Linked DNA regions of Homo sapiens: region 2 is linked to region 1. A link is a contact called in ENCODE Hi-C or POLR2A ChIA-PET data. All regions are on one chromosome and are shown on one strand. The core of a region is the stretch at or near the end of the contact, and the rest is flanking DNA. Distances in the headings are between cores, read along the strand shown. Region 1 has its middle 14 kb from the start of RUNX1. Region 2 has its middle 140 kb from the start of RUNX1.

Region 1 (2,910 bases), core at 91-2,590:
TTCCTAAACCAACATAAAAAGAAAATGATAAGGGCAAGCGCGTGGAGGTGTTTATGTTTTCAGCTCCAGCCAATTACTTGAGACCTAAAACAACAGTTAGTGCAGATGGAAGGGTGCGGATTATGATGCGGACTACAATGGAAACCCAAACCTTCTCTTGCAGAGCGAGCCCGGCACCCAGCTGTCGTCCACTTGCATTTAGTGTAGCTGCCACCCAGCAATTAACGCGCCTGGGCTCTCCTTTGGAAACCGAGCAGAGAAGAACAATACCACAGCGAGTTCGCCTGGACCCGAAAGCAGGTGAGTCCCGCATGGAGAAAACAAGGTAAATGATCCCTTTTGCCATTGTTTCTTACTGGTGGGCAAACCATTAGCAGGGTGAGCCTGGTATTTAACACTTCTCCAGGTCCTTGAAAAGGATGCAAGAAAAAAGGAAAAAAAAAAAATCCACAGCAGCCTGCAGTGATTGAAGTTCAATGGCGTACTCTATTATCTTCTCCTGTATGTTTAAATAAACCCCCAAAGCTTTCTGTTTCTTAGGTGAAATGTGTCCACATGCATGTCTCACATCTTGGCTGTCAACAGGGATTGCCAGATTAAATGAATTAAAGTAAATGAATTAAATCTGCCCAGTTAAGTTTGAATTACAAACAAGCAATGAATAATTCTTTACCCGTGTCCCATGCTGTATTTGGGACATGCTAAAAACTCATTCATTGTTTCTCAAAACTTCAGAGTTAACAATACATGCTGTTTTTTGTTTGTTTTTCTGTTTTGTTTTGTTTTGTTTTGCTAAGTCTGGCAAGCCTACCCTCAGTACATCAGAGAAATATGTCCTTGGTAGGGATAAACTTGAAATTCAAAGGAAGTGATGGGCCAAAAATATGTTTCTCCATTAAGGTGAGGGTTTGAAGTACGGTGGAATCACCTGATTTATCCAAATGTTTTCAGTCCACTCAAAAAGAGAGGGTAAGCTAAAGCTCCCTAGATTGGATAAGTGATAGGAATAAAAATGGAAGTCTTGGAGTTAAAATGTGTGTATGTTGTATATATTAATAGGTGAAGGGCTCTGAGTCTAAAGGAATTCATGGTTGAGTCTGCTTCTCACTACCTTCAGAAGCAGGTCCTAGGTAGTCCATGATCCACACTGTCCTGAATACAGCAGAACACAGAGACATAGTTGTCATCCCCGAGTCATGACTCCATCTCTTATTTTGAATTTCCTTTAGCTTCTCTGAAAAGGGTGCACTGCGAGGTACGCAATTCCAAGCAGGATGAAACTATTTTATCAGCATGATTTCCTGGTTTCATCTGAATTACCTGGGAGGCAGAAACCTAGAAGGCTGTTGTTGAACACTTGAGTAGATTCAAGGAAAAGATAGGTGGTGTGTGGGATTAAACACGAGTGGCAATATATTTATAACTCAGGCATCAGACAAGATAATCTCTGCATATTAAGATGCTGCAGAAAAAGGATTAATCCTTTAACTTATCATTAAATCAGTTATCTCCTCTAGATCTGCCCTCTGTGTGGTTGACTAACTACAGGAATGGGGAATACCCAAAGGTAATATGTTAGGGCTTGCCCAAACATTCGTGCCAAGTGAGGCCAGAGTTTAAAGTGAAATCAATATCCTGGACTAAAGCGTGTGTGTGTGTGTGTGTGTGTGTGTGTTTGTGTGTGTTTGTGTGTGTGTGTTTGTGTATGTGTGTTTGTGTGTGTGTTTGTGTTTGTGTGTGTATGTATGTGTGTATGTGTTTGTGTGTGTGTCTGAGTTTGTGGGTCTGTAGAGTTTTTGCAGTCAACCCTAATAATAGTAATTTATATTCTAGAAAAAAATGATTTTAAGTTTTATTTTTCTCAATTAAGACACAACTCTACGTTCCTCTGTAAGTAGACAGCAGGTATAGAGTGCCACAGAGAATGCAGCTAAATCAGAAACTTTCTGAAGAATCATTTTGCTGGACAGTCTTCTAATTGCTTCCTCTAATTATCATAAAAATAATAAAGATTTAGTAATGCCAATGAGTTAAGAAGTATTATATTAACTGTGTTGCACACTGAATTAAACAAGCCTTCTTGAGGGTCTCACGACAAAAGATAGACTACACTAACCCAATCACCTAAAGCCAAGAGCCGGGTCTTGGCCATATCTATATCCAAGTGTCCAACCCAGCATTGATAAGGGGAAGGGGATGAGTAATAATTAATAAATAAATCCACTGCTACTCACCCAGAAGATGTACAGACCATTATATAAACCATTATATAAGAGTCTTATCATGGATATAAAGAGTTATTTTAAACACAAAGAATTCTAATCATACAAGCCACTTAATTTTTTTTATTGTGGTAAAATATACATAATATTTATCATTTTAACTATTCATTCGTGTGCAATTCTGTGCCATTAATTACATTCACTTTGTTAAGCGACTATCACTGCTATCCATCTCCAGAATTTTATCTTTCCAATCTGAAATTCTATGCTCATCCAACAATGGTTTGCCTTTCCCTCAACCTGTCAGCCCCTGGTAGCCTCTATTCTACCTTCTGTCTCTATGAATTTGTCTATTTTGGCTACCTTACATAAGTAGAATCGTACAATATTTGTCCTTCTGTGTCTGGATGATTTCACTAAATATAATGCTTTTAATGTCCACCCGTGTTGTAGTGCACATCACAATTTCACTTCTTCTTAGGACAGAATAATATTTCACTTTACATGTACGCCACATTTTTTCTATCCATTCATCCATTCGACTCAATGGACACATTGTATTGTTTCCACTTTTTGAAAACTCACTTGATTTTTGTCTTTCACTATTCTTTTAAATATATTCAATGTGGGCGATCCTTTCTCTGCCTCTCACTTAGATAAGAAAAGTCCTATGGTCACTCTAAATCGC
Region 2 (2,700 bases), core at 87-2,586, 130 kb before region 1:
TCAGAATTACTCCTCAAAATGTTTTTTAAAAACATTATTCTGGAAAAGCATTGATTATGTAAGAAATGTACTGACTGACAGATATTTTACTCCTGCTTACATTATGATCTTTGTTGAACATATGAAGGCTTTTAGGAACTATTTCAATTTCTCTGAAAACATAGTATCATGTAGTTGTAAGTGGTAATAAAAATAATGATAGAAGCTAAAAACAAGCATGTCTTATGTCCTTGGCATAATATCAAGTGGATTTATTTGCATTATTTTATTTAATTCTCACATCCCCCAAAAATCAAAAAACCTAAAGCAAATGCTTTTATTCTTTCCATTTTAAGGATGAAGAAATTGAAGCTCAGAGGTAAGTGAGTAGAGGGTCAATTTGATGGCTTGTTGATGTCATCAAAAATCTGTGCTGTGTCTCTTGTTCTGCACAGAATCCTCAGGTCACAAGATAGAATTAATTGTTACGGAGGTCACTTGTAGGCACAGCAACAGCTGGCCGGAGAAGGGAGACACGTCCTTCCAGGCAGGGCTTTGTAATTAGAGAAGAAAACCTTTTCCAAAGTGCTCGAGATGCCTGCCTTCAGGTCCCAGTCCACAGCCAATACTCATAGCCCAGCTGCATGGGGGCTGATACATCTACTCTCTGATATTTTGGGACGCTGGTGGAGGGGAGCTTTCTGAGCAAGGAGATGTGTGGAGGTAGAAAAGCGTTGAGTGTAGACAACCCACATGGCTTACCACCCTACTAACTCCTTCATGCTTATACAGTTTAACTAATAGAAATCAAAATTTCATGAGTACTTATGTTTCCTGAATGACAATATGTAAGGCAAATAGAGCAAACATTGTGCTCTAATTTAAATGAATTATACCCAGACAGATATATTTATTTATTTGACTCTAAATAAGCAATGCTAAAGAATTTTAATTGAGAGATTGATTAAATGAAAAAGTACCCCTAGATAGAACAAAGCCAAATATGTCTCATATTTGTCAAAACTAATTGGCATTAAGATATTTACCTGTCTGGTGAAATTGTGTTTGGACTTGGGTGTCTTTTAATCTAATTTCTATCTTCCCTTACCTTCCTGTGGGCCAGAAGTCCCATGGTTGTCTGGCAAAAGTTTAACTGGACAAAGATAACTACATCAGCAATGTTGTTGAGCTCTCCCAAATCAAATGAATTGGAAGACTCCCCAGTGATGCTTAAAACTCAGCATAGAATGTCTTTATGTGAACCAGAACTTCATTTGACCTTTGCTAGCTTGAGATCAGTAGCAGCAGCCAGGAGACAATGACTCATTTCTGAATCAACCAGGATAATTTTCACACCTGTCTTAAAAAGCTTTGCCCCAGGAGTCCAGAGTCCCAGGGAAAAGACACTCTGTCTATTTCTAAAAGCCCTTCAAAGGAAACAGGGGCCACACTTACAGCCTAAGGGGCATTCGTTCTATTGAAAGAATGGGGTTACAGCATTGTGCCAGACCCCATGGCTACCATGGTTGGCAAAAATGTATTAACATATCCAAACACCAAAATCACCTCCAAGTAGTAGACAGGGCTATGCTGAAACCAAAGTTTAAAAAGGAAATTTGGGCAGTGTGCTGTGACTCGCACCTATAATTACAGCTACTTGGGAGGCTGAGGCACGAGTTGCAACGAGCTGAGATCGTGCCACTGCACTTCAGCCTGGGTGATGGAATGAGACTCTGTCTCAAAAAAAAAAAAATTGCTCCAAGTATAATTTGAAACACTAAGTATTAATCTATCTACCTATCTACCCATCTGTCATCTATGTTTCTATGAATATAACTACGTACTATCTGTATATATCTGCACTTTCCTATAATACAGATATATCATGATGGCTGTTTTAGAAAGGGTATTGTGTTTTTGAAATATTTTATACCTAAAAATATCTTTTAAACGTTTAGGGTGTGTATGAACACACAGACAGGTTATTATTTACATCCTCGTAATGCCGATTTGTCTTCCAGAAACTGTGAACAGCAATTCATTTTAAAGTTACTTTGGTATTTGGAGATGAACAGCTTGGTTATTCTTTGTTCCCTATCAAGCATCTGTCAAACTCAAGGATGAAACAGAGTGTTTTGTGTGTTTGTGAGCAGTTCTCCTGAAGTCACATGATTTTTTTCTTTTGGTAGCCCTTTCTGTATTAGTAAATATGTAAATGTATCCCCCACATGGAGCTTTCAACTGTGAAATTAACCTATCCCCAAGGCTTCTTTGAGTAAGACCAGGTGGTTCATACTATTTCCCTTCTAACTACAGCAAGAATCCCCTAGGGAAGAAGAGAGGAAGTGAGATTTTTGACATTTGTGCCGTGAAAAAGTGTCAATAGGTAATCTGAAAATGTCCAGAGGCATTCTACCAAAAGCCAGTGAAAATGATCTAATAAGTACTAACTTTTTAACTGTTAATTTGTGTAATACAACACTCATCTCTCTTTCTTGCTTAAAACAGAAAGCTCCCCCGCTCCCTTCTCGCATTTAAACTACAGTTATCAAAGGTTTAACGATTTCACCATTGGACATAGTTCAAACAGTACAGGCAGGAAAGAATGTTCAGCTGTCAGGGAACCAGCGCAGCCAGGGTGCTCCAGACAAATCGCTGTACATCATCAGCTGGTTTTAATTAAGAGCAGACTCTGTGCTGATTTTTCTCCCCCCCCCCACC

The links. Hi-C counts contacts between places; a loop is a spot of excess contacts on that map. ChIA-PET counts read pairs that join two places held with the same protein, here RNA polymerase II (POLR2A). Pooled maps may share reads with other maps.
Region 2: a loop to region 1 is called in a map of GM18951, with 2.5 times the contacts of the local background. The contact joins two enhancer-like sites. A Hi-C loop is called at or near these places in 8 of 168 maps with a recorded cell type or tissue (B cell, GM18951, OCI-LY7 and 5 more), 15 of 37 single-sample maps with no recorded cell type and 10 of 50 pooled maps. POLR2A ChIA-PET finds 5 or more read pairs at or near these places in 2 of 52 experiments (MCF 10A and activated B cell).

Annotation. Positions count from the first base shown.
Region 1 is chr21:35,062,326-35,065,235 of GRCh38, reverse strand. No RefSeq gene overlaps it. Among named protein-coding and RNA genes, the nearest start is that of RUNX1, 14 kb to the right of the region's middle. Within about 2 kb of position 1,340, at least 2 of the 41 ENCODE cell types and tissues checked have a DNase peak (open chromatin) inside an H3K27ac peak, as active enhancers do; they include PC-9, where a contact is called at or near this core.
Region 2 is chr21:35,189,192-35,191,891 of GRCh38, reverse strand. No RefSeq gene overlaps it. Among named protein-coding and RNA genes, the nearest start is that of RUNX1, 140 kb to the right of the region's middle. Within about 2 kb of position 1,336, at least 4 of the 41 ENCODE cell types and tissues checked have a DNase peak (open chromatin) inside an H3K27ac peak, as active enhancers do; they include PC-9, where a contact is called at or near this core.